Regions from separate parts of the Mus musculus genome. Here region 2 is linked to region 1. A link is a loop called in an ENCODE intact Hi-C map of the cell type or tissue named here. Cell type or tissue: heart. All regions are shown on one strand. Links, peaks and the distances in the headings refer to the core of each region. The heading gives the core; the rest is flanking DNA.

Region 1 (8,272 bases), core at 1,508-6,507:
GAGGGCCTGTGTTTAGTCCTAGAACCAATATTGGGTGGCTCAAAAAAGCCTGTACCTCCAGGTCCAGGAAATCTGATTCCTTTGGTCTCTGGGGATGGGGGACCTGCACACACCTGCACAAAATCCTACTCCCAACCCCCCCCCCCCACACACACACACACATAATTAGAAATAATACAAACGAATCTTCTTTTACAATGAGATCCATACGGTTTAATTCAGCAGCATGATTTGCATTTTAAGGAACTTTATGGCTACAATACAAAGACTAGGGTGTTGTACTGCCTCAAGATAACCTCTAACTTTAGTGACAGTAATGCATGACTTCCCTAAAAGACTTATGATCATAAACTTATGATTTCAGACCCCAGAATCACTCAGAGGTGTGTCATACAAGTTGAAAATTTGCTCATATTATACAGGAAGTCATTTTCTGTTGTTTTATTTGAGACAAAGTTTCTCTCTGTATCCCTTGCTATCCTGGAACTCACTCTGTAGTTCATGCTGGCCTCAAACTCAGAGATCCAGAGTGTTGGCATTAAAAGAGTGCCCTGCCACTTTATAGGGAGTCTTTTTTTTTCTTTTTTCTTTTCTACAGGAAGTCTTTTTAATAGGACTTATTTCAGCAAATTATGCCTTCCAATAATCAATTTTACATTTTATGTATATATGTTTTAAAGTATGTTATACTCTTTGAAGAGTTCTTAAATTTTATTCTACTTTAAGATCTAAAACTTTGAGAAAAATTAATAAATATTGGTATTAAAAAGGGTCTCAAAAATAATAAAACACACTGCATTCTGGCACCACCATCAGTTGTTCTCTTTCCCTCCAGTTTTCTTACAAAGCACCTCTGTCTTGTGAGACTAGTAGCCTTTATTCTTACCCTTTGCTCCTTCTTATTTCTCCTCCAACCCACAAAACAGAAAAAGTACAAAGCTCAGGAAAATGATACAGCTGGAATACTAAGTCCCAGTAGAGCTGAAGCCACAGGTAGAAGTGGCACAAGCCTGGGATGCCACCCCAGGGAAGACCCTGGACAGGTCAGCAAGAAACTGCAGTCAGACCCTTCCTCTCAAAACAAACACAACGGATGCAATGAAGGCCCTCGCTACAACAAACGCATGGCTTTAGTTTAAGAAAATCACTAAACAGCTACTAGGAGGAAAATTTGGAACAGGGTCTTATGAATTTTTAGTCTTATGAATTTTGGCCTCGTTAGAAAATTACAAGCAGAATGGTCTACTTTCCAACAATTATTCCCTCTCTGATCACTTCCCACAGTAAACGTTTAAAGAAACATTAAGCCAAATGAGCCAGTATTTATTAAATAAACCACGATATTTTAAGACTTTATTACTCAAAATATTTAATTTTCTGTAATTAAAAAAACCTCCTAAAATACTTACTAGACAATTTGATTAATCCCTCAGGAAATTAAGTATATTAAACAATCACTGAACCCTGATTACATAATTTCTTACAGGGGTCAATTCCACTTTATGACTTTGCTTGCACTGTGCCATGTTTCTTTTTTCTTTTTTCTTTTTTTGGTAGTTTTCTAAGAAAGACTAGTTCAGTCACTCTGAAACTACAATTTCAAAGCCCTTTCTTGTATGAAATCTTTACACCTATGCGTTATCAAGGTCTAATGTGCTACCTTCCACCTACTCAAGGAGATAAGACAGAAACCTTGAACTTCTGAGCAAAGGTGGTATCCCACATCTTGTATAGTAACACAAAAGTAGCAACAAAGACATTAACAATTGCAGTTCAAGCTGGGAGTGACTGTTCTGTTTCAATTCAATGACACCACTAATGGCTTCTTAGCAGCTCCATGAAATCAACCAGCTGTCAAGTTGATGCATCAGAAGGAGCAGCTATGCACTCCCATAAGAACAAGCAACACATCAGGATGTTTGGCAAAACATCTGCTCCTTTACTGCAACTCTATAATAAACATGCAAACAAAGAAATGAGAGAGAGGGCAACACGTTCAGAATTCCTGGCTTTCCCTTACAGCTTGTGTGCATTTTAAATGAGTGGCTTAGATACACGAAAAGCAAATTTCAGCTAAGTCCAATACTTTTTAAGATAGTCTATTCTTTTGAAAAAGCTAAATACACTCTGATTCTTCCAGAGAGACCAGAATCACACAAAATATTTACATTTATAAATAAATAGTAAACCACATTCATCAAGTCAAATCATAGTGTTATGTACAAAACTCAAATATGAAAACTAAAATATATTCTTTTACCTCACACACTATTTAGTAAATGAGGCTGGCAGTATTGTAATCCATGCATTTGCCAAGACTGAGCAGCTAAGACCCCATTTTCACTAGCATAAAGAGTGAATGTGCAAGCTTACCCTAGTCAGTGTATTAGTTTAACCAACAACATTTCAGATAGCATTATCTAGATTTTACAATACGTGCCTAGTTCTATTTTTCTGAAAACCATTACATGAACATACTAAGTTCTGATAAATAACTTCCTATTTTAAAAGCACACAACCTGATTTCCTAAAAAAATAAAACTCTTTGTCACGGTTGCTTAAATATACATTTAGCATTTGCTGCAAATATTTGTAAAATCTTCCTTTTCTACTGAGACACACAAATGCCGTAGTGTCATCTAAATTATTGATTGTGCAGCAGTGTTTACAATAGGTGTGAGACAGCAACGGACTTAACTACCATTTTCTTAACCTGCTTATCCTCTGTTGCTTCCATTTATAATCTGCCAAATCTTCTAGTCCTTTGTTGCATGTATAATTTAGAGCCATCTGTTCTATGTGCTTTTAACTATTTAAACATTTTTCACCTACCTACAGTTCACTAAACAGCAGACACTCAATTCAGTTAAGATTTCTATGTAGCATTTTACACAGAGCATATTTCTGAGTAAATAGCAGAAAGCAGCATAGAATATTCCACAGACAGTTCAAACATACCACTTACAATGGAAGTTTTCGAATATTAGACAATCTCCTTAATGTAGTTAGAATTTTTCTATTAGCTTCTTTTTGTAAGTTCATTGTAGTCAATGTTTTTTTCCCCAACCCAGAAGACAAAGGGAATGCAAATTAAATACAGGCAGTTTCAGGTCCCTGTTAGAAGAGATGTAAATATGCTGACTGAAAATGACTACTGGAGACAAAGTTACGCTTTTCCATTCAATTTACTGTGCCTATTTATATACTCCTCAGTGAGTGTAGCATTAAGTAGGGTCATGTGACCAGCTCAACTTTTTTTTTTTTTTGGTAAGGTGAAAAACTATTTTCGACAAACAAATTTAAATTGTAGTTTTTATCATTATTTTTATGATGGTTAATAAAGTTTACATCAAAAGACTGTAAATTATCTATTAAAGCTAATTCTGCCTTTTATATGCTAAACTACATTTTTTGCCAACCCTTTGACTTTAATATTCACTACTAAGATGTAAAAGTATCAAGAATCTGATATTCTGATATTCTGTATAATTCTTTTAAAATGTAAATAGCACGAAAGAGGAGAACACAATTGTAAAAGGGGAGGTAGACACCCCAAGTGATGGATATATAAATAGTAACTATTCTCAATTTGTTAGATCTGTGGAACCTCCCAAGAAAAGAACTATATTGTTACAAATACACTTAAAAAATTTTTTTAAAACCCTCGTGCACAAAACTAGGTGGATACTAAGTGACACAGTAAAAAGTTTCGATCATTTTTTAAAAAAATAATCTTCCACTTGTTACCAAACATGGTTTTGCGATCCGTTCTGAATGCAAAATACAAAAATAAAGTGCACAACTTATCACTAGCCTCTAAGTTACACGATTCCGAAAAACGAGAAAATTTTGAGGAAAACAAAAAACCACTTTGGGGAAATTTTCTTGATAAAAGTTTACATGACGTCACATGGCCCCCTGAACCGTTCCTAACTTTGAGCCTTATCCAGGCACACTTTTTTTCATTTCTATGGCTCCTTTCCCTTCCTTAAAAATTAAAAGAGACAGACAGACTTGGGAATAAAAATTGCCCAAGATGGCGAAACGCTTGTTGTTTAGAGGGCAGGGGGAAAAATGGAGGATATTGTAATATACACAAAGGGATAAATTTCAACAACTCGGCCACGGACTGCAGCTGCTTCTCGCTTCACAAGGAAACAACACACAAAAGATAAACACGGAGGAGAGGGGAAGAGGAGCCAGCCCCCACCCCGCGGGGCCGGCTCCGAGTCCCGGCACACTTCCTAGCCTTTCCCGATCCCAATTCTGGGGTTCGCGGAACTACTTTAGGGGAGGGGAGCGGGGCGTCGCGGGGGAGGGAGGACGCGGAGCCCGAGGACCCGGAGCCCAGCCCGCCAGGCCGCCGCGGCCCCAGGACGCCCGGAGCCCTCCCGGAGCCGAGCCGCCCGGTACCCGCCGCCCGGGGCCGCGGCCCCACCCCCACCCGGCTCCGGAGCCCCAGCGGCCTGGCGCGGTTCGGCGGGAGCGAGGCTGCGGGCCCCGGGCGGAGGCGGGGGCGGCCAGGGCCCGGCGCCTCGGGAGCTGCCCCGCGGGGCGCCGCAGCGGGCCGGGCTGGAGGACGCCGCGAGGCCGGCGGCGAGGGCGGCGGGCACAATGGAGGGACGAGGCCCGCCCGGCCGCTCGCTCGCCCGCCCGCCCGCGCCCGCACTCCCAGCAAAGTTTCCGTTCCGCGGAGCCCGCACCCCCCACACACACACCCCGCCCGGTACCAGGGCCCCGCGCCCCGCGCCCTCCGCCCGGGACTCTAGTCGGGACCCCAGAGCCACCGCTGCGTCGCAGCCGCACAACAAAGAGCCACACCGGGCGGCGCGGGTAAACAGCGGCGGGCGCCTCGGGAGGGCTCCAGCCCGCAGCCGCCGCTCTCCGCCCGGAACCCACCTCGCCCGCACCCCCGCACCCCGGCTCTCAAACTCACCTTCACTTTCGAACTGAGTTGCGGGGGAAGGGATTTTCGCCCTTCCCGGGTGCGGGTTAAGCTTTTCGGAATCCCCACCGCCTCCTTATTTCTCTTCTAATTCCTGCCAGAAAGTCTAGGGAGTTGGAGTGGAGGTGAGATCCGTGATCGCGAAAGCCCTGGCTCCCTCCGTCCCCGTCTTCCGCCGCTCGCTCTCTGATTAGTTCCTATCCAGCAGCAGATTGAAGCAGGAGATGATTCTTCTCAAGGTTTGTTCAGCAGCTTCACTTCTAGGCGAAGGCTTCATGAACCAAGTGACGTCAACCAACAAGGCTTCTCTCTCTCTCCTCTCTCTAACAATGAAAGTTGCTGTTAACAAGGGAAAAAAGAGCGAGAGAATTGTTTATACCATTTCAGTTCCAATAATAAATGACCTATCAGCTCTAAAAGGAGCCAAGGGAGGGGGCTGCTTCTTCATTCCAAGAATACTGTATCTTTGAGTTTGCACCGCTCCTCGTCCCAAGAAAAAGTTAAGAAACTTACATGTTTTGTTTTGCTTTTCGGGGGGCGGGGAGGGGGGGACAGAACTGAATACTTAATTTAAAAAAAAAAAAACTTAAACGGACTGTTAGGGAACACAGATAAGCCATCTCCACCAACTTTTATGTTTGTAAACTAGGAATTGTGTTGGAGTCTACACGCTAAATTAATATGCCAAGAATTTGTGCATGCTAGGGCTTTAAAAAGCAGGGCGCAAGGCGATCTCAAGGTAAACTACTAATGCTTTTCCATGGACGAATTTAAATGCTTGTGATGTTCATGGTGTGAATCAATAATATTCAAATGAATAAACACTAAGTTCTTTTACAGTTATTTGTATAATCTGTAAGCCGTAATCTCATTTTTTTTTCTAGTTTCGGTTAAGAAAAAAAAAAAAGCTAGTTAAACTGTAAGAACTAAACACTTTAAAAGACTAATAGCCCATTACCAACTAAACGTGCTGTGCTCCATCAGAGCCCCAGAATGTCAGCTGGCTGTCTCAATTTTTAACCTTCCACTCCCCAATTCCCTTCAACCAATCAAGTTAAACTAAAGGCAAAGAACACCCCGTTCCCTCCAACAGTGTACCCGCAGTCTCCTAAAAACGAGTTAAAAAAAAAAAAAAAACCCCTTAACCTAGGTACACGTTATTACCCACGAAGACAAAAAGGTCATTTAAAATATATATATATTAAGGTGTTTATTAAGAACACAATAAACTCTTGAAGTTTGTGTAATTACAAATTAGATAATTTAGTTTTCAGAATGAAGACCAAGTAAAAATGTAGTTCTCAGAGAATGATTTGCCCATGTATTATTTTATGCGTGCATATGTGGCTAGATGTATCCTAAAAGATGCTATTGTTTTATGTTTCCTCCTCAGCCACTGGCTGTGATTTTAATTGTGCTGGAGGATCTTCATTAGTATTAACACATGGGGAGATTTCACAAAGCTGCTTCATTAGGAAGGAAAAAAAAGCTGGCAGACTAGGTCTTTTTGCATGCTCTGAGAATGTCAGCCTTACCTCGGTCATTTGTAACATAATAAGTGCAAGTACAATGATTGCGAGGCAGGAGCGTGGGGGAAGGGCGGCGATGCTGCTGTCTAATAGGGGCATCTGAAAAGACGGCTGCTCATTACATAGTAATGTATGCTAAAAATTAGTGAAGATGATGTCTCGGGAGACTGATGCTAAATAAATTAATGTGCTGATATGTTTTTAATTATTATTTTTGTAGTAGTTTATTTCAATCTTAGGATTCACATTGAGCAGCAGAGCTGTGCGAGCACTTATTGATTTTTTTTCCCTGCCACATTCCCGGAATACAGATTTTAATCATTTCACTACACCACACTCAGTAATTTCATTAAAACCTGGAATCTTCCATCCCCAGAAAAGCATTTAATTTCAATGACATACAATTTCTCTTTTAGCAGCAGACTGTCTCTCTAGTAAAGCTGGCCTAAGGTTCAAATGCATGATTTAATCCTGAGTTTGCCAGGCTTTGCGCTCCTTACAAACTATAATTTCAGTAACTACCTAATAACTGTAATAAAGACAATAATTCTCCTACAATATATTATTAACTCATATTTAATTAACTCAGAGGCCAAGCTCTGCACATGTATGACCAGGTCACCAATTCCACCATCTCAGAATTGACTAATAATATCCAGATAAACACAGATTAAAATGTAAATATGAAGGGTAGCATGTAGCCTAGGATCCTAAGTCACATCGGAAAACTCTCACATTATTCTATAATGGCGGTCATTATTCAGATGGAACTTAGCAATAGCTCTGTATATAAAGTTGAATGTTGATATTTCAATATTTGTTACTGACACTCTACCTAGATAATATCAGTTTAGGAGACTAAGGAAAGGGGGATGCTTTCAAGTTGTCTTGATTTCCAGAGTTCTCTTTCGATGCAATTCTCCTTAAACAAAGATGACTAATACACCATAACTTCTACAACTCAGAATGTTATTCTGCTTAAATATGTCACGCAAATACCCTCCAAATATGTATTTTTACAATCTTTTAAAGTAAAATTTGATCTAAAGACACTAAGTTGGTTTCCAAACAATGGGTTTCATAAGGATATGTGACTTACATTGCTTGGCTTTTAGTGTGTGTGGGAGAGGTATGGGGAAGAAGTATAGTAACTAAATTATGGGAACAGCAGAAAGAAAACTATGTGTGTATACATAATAATCAACTAGTTACTATAAAAAAGTATCATTCCTGTGAATGATTATAGAACCAGAGTTCAAAATGTTTTCAAAGTGTGTACATGAAATTTACATTGAAGCCACCACCAACAAAAAGTTGTCTTTCTCCTTTCTGTGACCTACAACACAGTGAGCTGCAAACTGAGCCTGGGTCTTTTGAAAAGGTTTGAACACAAGAAGTGGCTATAGGAAAGAGTTTTATATTATGTCTTTTCAGAACATTTGAAAACTTATAATCAAGAGTTTCTTATATAATCAGGAAATCCTTTGGTGGCAGTCTCAAACTGCCACAAAACATAAAATTTGATGTAAATCATATTTGATATCTAAAATTCTAAACCAATTTCTATATTTTCCTATCAATAATAAAAACTTCATTTTTATATTAAAATATAGCTTTGGCTCCTTTCATGTCATTTGGTCATTGAAAGTGCACACACACACACACACACACTTTGTTTGAGACAAAGTCTCTCAACATGGCTGTGGCTGTCCTAGAACTCACCTTGTAGACCAAGCTAGCCTGGGACTCAGAGATCCACCTGCCTCTGCCTTCCGAGCGCTAGGATTGCAGGCGTGCG
Region 2 (6,636 bases), core at 1,637-6,636, 160 kb before region 1:
GGCCTCAGTATGGAAAACCACCTGCCTCTATCTCCTGAGTACTGGGATTAAAGGTGTGTGCCACCATGGCCTAGCTTGTTTTGTTACTTTCTAAAATAAGAGGCTGGAAAGATAACCCAGTGGTTAAGAGCATTTATTGCTCTTTCAGAAAGCAACAGGTCATTTCCTAGAACCTATATGATGGCTTTTAACCAACCATAACTCCAGTTCGAGGGGATCCGACACCCCCCACCCTGCTTCTAATGCCCTTGGGTATCAAGTACACACACTGTCCATTCTAGCTCAATACAGCCAAAGCAGGCACACAGAGGAAAAATTACATTACTCAAATAATTCTTTGTAAGCAAATGATATTACATTCATACAAAAAACAACCCCCAGGAAAATGTTAATTAGTTAATCATTCAATATGTCCCTTTGGTGTATATACTATGATTCTCAGATAAAATACCTTTTTAAGTCTGTGATACAATTTTCTGACAGAAAACTCCAATGTGTTGTATCTCTTAGAATATAGCTGGCATATAATATCCCTTTTACTAACATGATTTCTTCTAATATTGGGCCACATGATTAAATGAAAGATAATCATATACTGCCCATTCCTATTTTGATTTTCAGCAATTGCTCCTTGCTCTAATTCTAAGGACTCTCACATCATAGGTTTATACCCACGGGTTAACAGGAATAAACAAAGATTATTGCATTTATCCCAAGGCTACTGTCAGTTAACCTTAAGAGTATACATGATGTTAGGAAAGGGTCTAAAAATAGTGTGTACAATCACTGTTTTAGAGCATCAACTACCCGATAGCAAAGGGGAGAGACCGGCTGGGGTGTCATCCCCCACCCAATGCCTCCCCTTCACTGTCCCTTGCCCTAGTTTCAGCAAATGCAAAGTATCCTGCAGATCAGGCCTGACTTACACAGGTCTATCAAGTTCTACTCCATGGCTATGTACATTGAATTTATACTTATTCATTTACATTACATGTTCACAATGTAAGCACTGAAGGAATCAATGATAGAAAATAAATCGGAAGTTCATAGATTAAGGATAAGGCCAAAGAATTAATAACAGATAGCATGGAACAAAAGAGACTGTCATAAAAAGTAAGCAAAACTCAGTATATTATAAAGTATTCTATAAAGAAAATTATATCAAGAAAAATATGGACAAAATGCTCTGTTAACAGTAAATGAGGTATGTGGATAACATCATTTAGAGCTGAGTCTAATACAGATCTAATCACGTGGCTGGAGAGACTATTAAGAAACGTTCAGTGGTTAAGAACACTTGCTGTTCTTGCAGAAAATGCAGATTTTGTTCACAGCATCCACACGTAGCTTACAACCATATGTAACTCCAGTTCCAGGGGATTAGATGCCTATGCAAGCACCAGACTTGGACACACACACACACACATGTGCACAGCACACACAAATACACACAAGAAATTCATACATAAAGGAAAAAAAGTGTCTGCTTGCTAAACTACTCGCAATGAATTATTATCATCTTAGTAACTTAGGTATACACTTCTGGAATGGTCTTCATACAGTAAAAACACGATTTTTTAATTAGAATGCTTGTTTTAAACCCCTTTAACTATGAACTTTCATTTGTTACAGCAATAGCAAGTGACTTTAACCTGAGTCTTACAGAGTTTCTTTACATGGTTTAGTACAGACACAGGACTGTATGTATAATGATCCTAGCTTTAGTTCATTAAGAGAATACGTAACCTATTTAAATTATTTATTATTTATTTAATGTATATGAATACACTGTAGCTGTCTTCAGACACACCAGAAGAGGGCATCGGGTTCCATTACAGATGGTTGTGAGCCACCATGTGGTTGCTGAGAATTGAACTCAGGACCTCTGGAAGAGCAGTCAGTGCTAACTGCTGAGCAATCTCTGCAGCTCTGTAACCTATTTAATAAATGGCTCTCCAGTAACCATATAACTACTCAGTTACTTTTTATATTTGGCATGCATGTGCATGTACACATTTGTGCACTGCTGCATTGCACAGGCCAGAGATGGACACGGAGAGAGTTGCTCTAGTGTTTTATGCTTGATTCCTTTGAGACAGGATCTCTTGTTGAATGTGGAGCGAGGCTAGCAGCTGGCAAGCTCAAACAATTCTCCCGTCTCCACTTCCCACAGTGGCAGGGCTCCGGGCACACATGGACATGGTCTAGCATCTTATGTAGGTGCCAAGAATGCAAACTCAGCTGTCTCGCCTGCCCAGCAAGTGTCTGTCTGTTTCCACAGAGCATCTCCCCAGCAGGGAATTATTTTATAGAATTATTTATAAGCAACATTTAGGAGACCAAAAGCAAGTACTTATTCGGAGCAGAAGTAACTCATAAGATAGCTCTGTGAATTCATTTATCTGAAAGTGGAATAATTCACTAAGGAAAGTCTAAAACCAGACAGTGTCACTCTTAGCTTACTTAGCTTGCTGCTAGGAAGGAAACCACCTGGTGTTGATTAATCCTTGCTGGGTTTGAGGAGTATAAGTTATATCCAGATCACTGCTCATTGTTAGACTGGTGCCTACTGCATCTGGCTACACATCTCAGTTATCAAGGAAGCTTTAACAAGCCACACACTGTAGCTCTACTACAACAGAGTCTGGCTTAATTTCTTTCACAAAATAATTTTCTTAAACTTTCTCAGATGATCTAATGCAAAACCTGGCTTTCAGACCCTCATAATTTATTCAGATCATCTGTTTCTTTGATCTAGTTCATAACACCATCAGAAGAATTGAGAGTAAAGAACACAGGAAAAATTTTATTTTCTCCTCTTCTCTTTCTTTCTTGAAAAGAAAATACAGCTTGTTGTATTGTTAAAGATGGGGGCGGTAGGGCTGGTAGGGTGGCTGAGCAGATAAACCGGCTGCCACTAAGCCCAAGAACCTGACTTTGATTCCCAGGACCTACACAGTAGAAGGAGAGAACTGGTTCCCACCCACACGGTTTAGGGCTCATGCACATATGTGCACATGGACACATACTCACACACAATCAACAAAAATGTAAACAAAGAAAGGAGAAAGAAATAAGGATTCTAGTACCATATAGCCGTCATCTGGATTCTAACTACATCACAAATGTGATCCTGTGACAGTTGCTATAAAGAACTGAATTATTAAATTGAGTTATACAAGATTAATTCTATAAATCTCGAGTTTATCACTTGTAAATGGAGCTAATAGCATTTAACACTAATATATGATATTAACTAATGAGTAAACGCAGTCTGGCACTTAAAAATCAATAGCTGGGGCTACAGAGATGGCTCAGTGGCTAAGGCGGCTTGCTCTGCAAACATGAGGACCTGAGTTCAAATCACCAGAAGCCACTTAAAAGGTTGGCTACTATAAACTCCAAAGGTCAGTTCTGGTAGGGCAGAGAAAAGGAGCTGGCATCTTTGGGCTAGCCACTGCCACGCTAGTTCTAGGTCCTATCTCAGATGAATGACGTGGCGCTTGAGAGAGCAGCATATCTGACATCCCTCTCTGGCCTCTATACTCAGGTGTAGACAGAATCACCTGCACACCAAACACACCAACCACAGACAAGGAAAATTAAAACCTACAATCCACACAAATGTAGGAATACATACCATTCTAATGGTAAAAAGGGTTTTTTATATTTATATCTTTAAAATATACTTATATTTATTCACATTTAACAATTTAATGTATTGTCTATAATAATATATAATATTTATTAAATGTATTTATATTTTAAATATATATTTAACGATCTATAAATTCTAAGAGTAAAAGAAAGTTATGTAAGAGTTAATCCTTTTCACATAGAATATAGTGCAAAATAAAGAGGCATTAATTTTAAACAAAATAGCTATATGCCTTCCTCAACTATAGTATACTCTTACTGACAATACAGGAATGCATGGGGGTAGAGGTGGGATGACAGGTAGTGTTTCAGAAGCACAGGAAACAGGCATGTGTGTGAGTATAAGCCCTCTACCACTGAGTTACACCCACAGCAGAAAGCCGTTTTCTCCTCTCCTCAACCCCACTGCCATGCTCAGCGTTCGAGCATGCGCTCCGCTCATCGGTACACCCGAGCCCCACTTGTCTTCTAGCAGTAAAATTCTTGTGATATTGAGCTTACCCGTTTGGATCGCAATTCACTGGTCAAAGAACTAGACTCTTCAGAGGTATTTTTATTCCCTGCTTTAAGTACATCAGGAGAAGGAACTACGAGTTTCCTGTAAGTTTCCTTTTTGGCTTGATTTACCAAAGACAAAGGTTTCACATTGGACACCAGTCCCGTCGACTGTATTACACTGGTGTGTTTGGTCACAGACTCCTCCTTTGCCTGAGAGCTTTGGAAAATAAACGGAAGCTGCTGTGAGAGAACCTGAGGCTGCTTCTGCTGGGACTGGAATGGTGGGTGCGTCTGGGACTCAGACACAGGAGGTAATGGCTGGTGTGTTCTTCTTTCCTGGGCTTTTTCAGTTGCTTTCTGTCCATCTGTTTTTGGGTCTGAAATACCATGTAATAGCACCTGGAAAAAAATTTAAATACTTGAGAAAGTTCTGCTAATCACTGATGACAGAGATGTGACACAAAGTTCCCTACAACATAACCAAAGACCCTAAAAGGTAGTGTTCTGTACGAAAGGACCGAAGGTGAAGAATGGCACCGAGTGGAGAGGAGGTGACTGCACTTGTCCTGAGCTCTGCATGCGAGCGAAACATACCTGGTTGTTACTTTTGTGTTGTGCTTCAGTCTCTGAGTCAGAATCGTCATCTTCACTCTCCTCCACGCTTTGATCTTCTTCCTCTTCCTCTTCCAGATCGTCTGAGTCACTGCTGCTAATGCCTTCACTCGAGGTGTCTGACGATGTGCCTGAGTCACTATCACTGTTGCTAGAACTTTCCATAGCCTTCTTCCTTGGTTTCTAGAGAAAGAGTCATTATTTGTCAAGATTATTCTTTAAAAATAAATTCAGGCTTCAGTAGAAGGCATGCTCTTTTAGTTTTCAAATGATAACTTCAATATTAAAATATCATTAACAAAAGAGAGAGCATATGGCATCAGGGTTATTATTAGCCAACTTATCTGACAGAACACCATCAGTGTAAGTCTTGACATGGCTAGTCACTGAACCTATTTGCCCTATTAATCTGTTAGAAAAAAACTCATTTAAAAAAAATGTTATGAGGTGGGGAGTTTTATAACCCGAGAAAAATCCCCTACACTTTTCTATTTAAAAATATATCAAATAATTCTATTATGTTACTTAATGTACATATTGTATTCTTATATATAAGGCATAAAATATGGCTTTAACAGTAGACACTGTCACATGTAGAACAGTTAAAATATAAATATACAAATATTGTACATATATAGAGTTACCTACATCACAGCCACGCTTCAAATAGTGCAACATTCAAAACTGCAGTTTACAAAATAATGACACAGATTTGATGTGGAGTAAGCAGACAGACCTTGACCTAAGACGGGCCAAACCACCTTTCCAGGTACCTACTATCACTGTGTGACCCAGTGAATCTTTGCGTACATGACATCCAATGTCAGTCTAATGTCAGGGAAGAAGGGGAAGAGATTCTTAGTATAAAAGCCAACAATGACATCCAGTTCTGAGTGACAGCCAGAAAACAAGACAGACAGCAAAAGATGTATGGCATAGCAGTGAGGAGTGGAGTCCTGTATAAAAATGTTTCCTATCAACCCAGTGCTCAAGAGTCTCCACCAGTCTCAGACTATCCGAGTGTACATAGTGAGTCCAGGACACTGAGAGCGTCATAGGGAAACTTGTCTTAGGGGGAGAATTCACATAGGGAGAAAAAAAAAACATTTCTAAAATATTCAAGGCTTTATTGGAAAAAAAAAGTATTGAACGCTGACAGAAAAGGATAATATAGTTCATATGAAAAAGAAGTCTTATGTTTAAGAAATAGCCAGAAGGGGTGGCTGCCTGTAGACCCTGCAGGGGTGGAAACAGTGTCAGCAGCGTCTTCCTTGTTCACTGACATGTACAAGACCTGCTGAAGTGTGAGCCAGCAAAGGCTCCAGAAATGACAGGGAAGGCACTCCGGAAGTTTCAGGGCTACTGAGAAGCTAGTGGCGACCGATGGCCACAGGGAGAAGCAAAACCACGGTTCTTAAGATGTGGGCAGTGAAGGGTTACTCACGCTCCAACGGGTGACCATATGCTCATGTATGCACAGGCAACACAACATGGACTTGTGGATAATGAGGAGGAGGGGAGCGAGGGGAAGAGGAGGGGACAGAGCACGTATGGGGAGGAGTACACACAAGTACACAGCAGCAAGCACATGGGGTTGGGAGGGGAATGTGGGAGAAACTGGAGCAGGAAGGAACGGAGAAGACAGACTGCAGCCAAACCCATTCTAGGAATGTATGGATATTAAATGTCAAATAAAAAGGAATGAGTACTGTATAAAAACATAACTGTGAGGTGAACTATAACAAACACAGCATGAGATGAACTATAAAAAGTTATGTCACACTCATACAAGCTGACTGATAGGAAGACAGCGAGGAAGGGATGCTGAAAGGATACTGTGGCACCATGACGTACAATTTGTAGCCAGTC

Evidence for each region. A loop is a pair of places that touch in the nucleus more often than their neighbours do. Peaks named below come from ENCODE experiments on the same cell type or tissue, not always from the same donor. Only the 100,000 strongest peaks of a DNase experiment are listed, where the experiment ranks them.
Region 2: it touches region 1 in a loop (2.5-fold over the local background); 7 of 42 quality-filtered maps call a loop at or near these places.

The regions. Positions count from the first base shown.
Region 1 is chr2:60,120,527-60,128,798 of GRCm38, forward strand. Baz2b (bromodomain adjacent to zinc finger domain, 2B) reads right to left here and starts at 5,214. Exons shown (of 36, transcript NM_001001182.3): 1 at 4,937-5,214. In heart, for the core only: no CTCF peak of the experiment used is centred there; DNase peaks (open chromatin) are centred at 4,235, 4,785 and 4,915; H3K4me3 peaks cover 4,877 bases; H3K27ac peaks cover 4,760 bases.
Region 2 is chr2:59,964,469-59,971,104 of GRCm38, forward strand. It overlaps Baz2b (bromodomain adjacent to zinc finger domain, 2B), which reads right to left. Exons shown (of 36, transcript NM_001001182.3): 7 at 4,750-4,950; 8 at 4,159-4,554. Among named protein-coding and RNA genes, the nearest start is that of Gm13572, 69 kb to the right of the region's middle. In heart, for the core only: no CTCF peak of the experiment used is centred there; a DNase peak (open chromatin) is centred at 4,353; H3K27ac peaks cover 419 bases.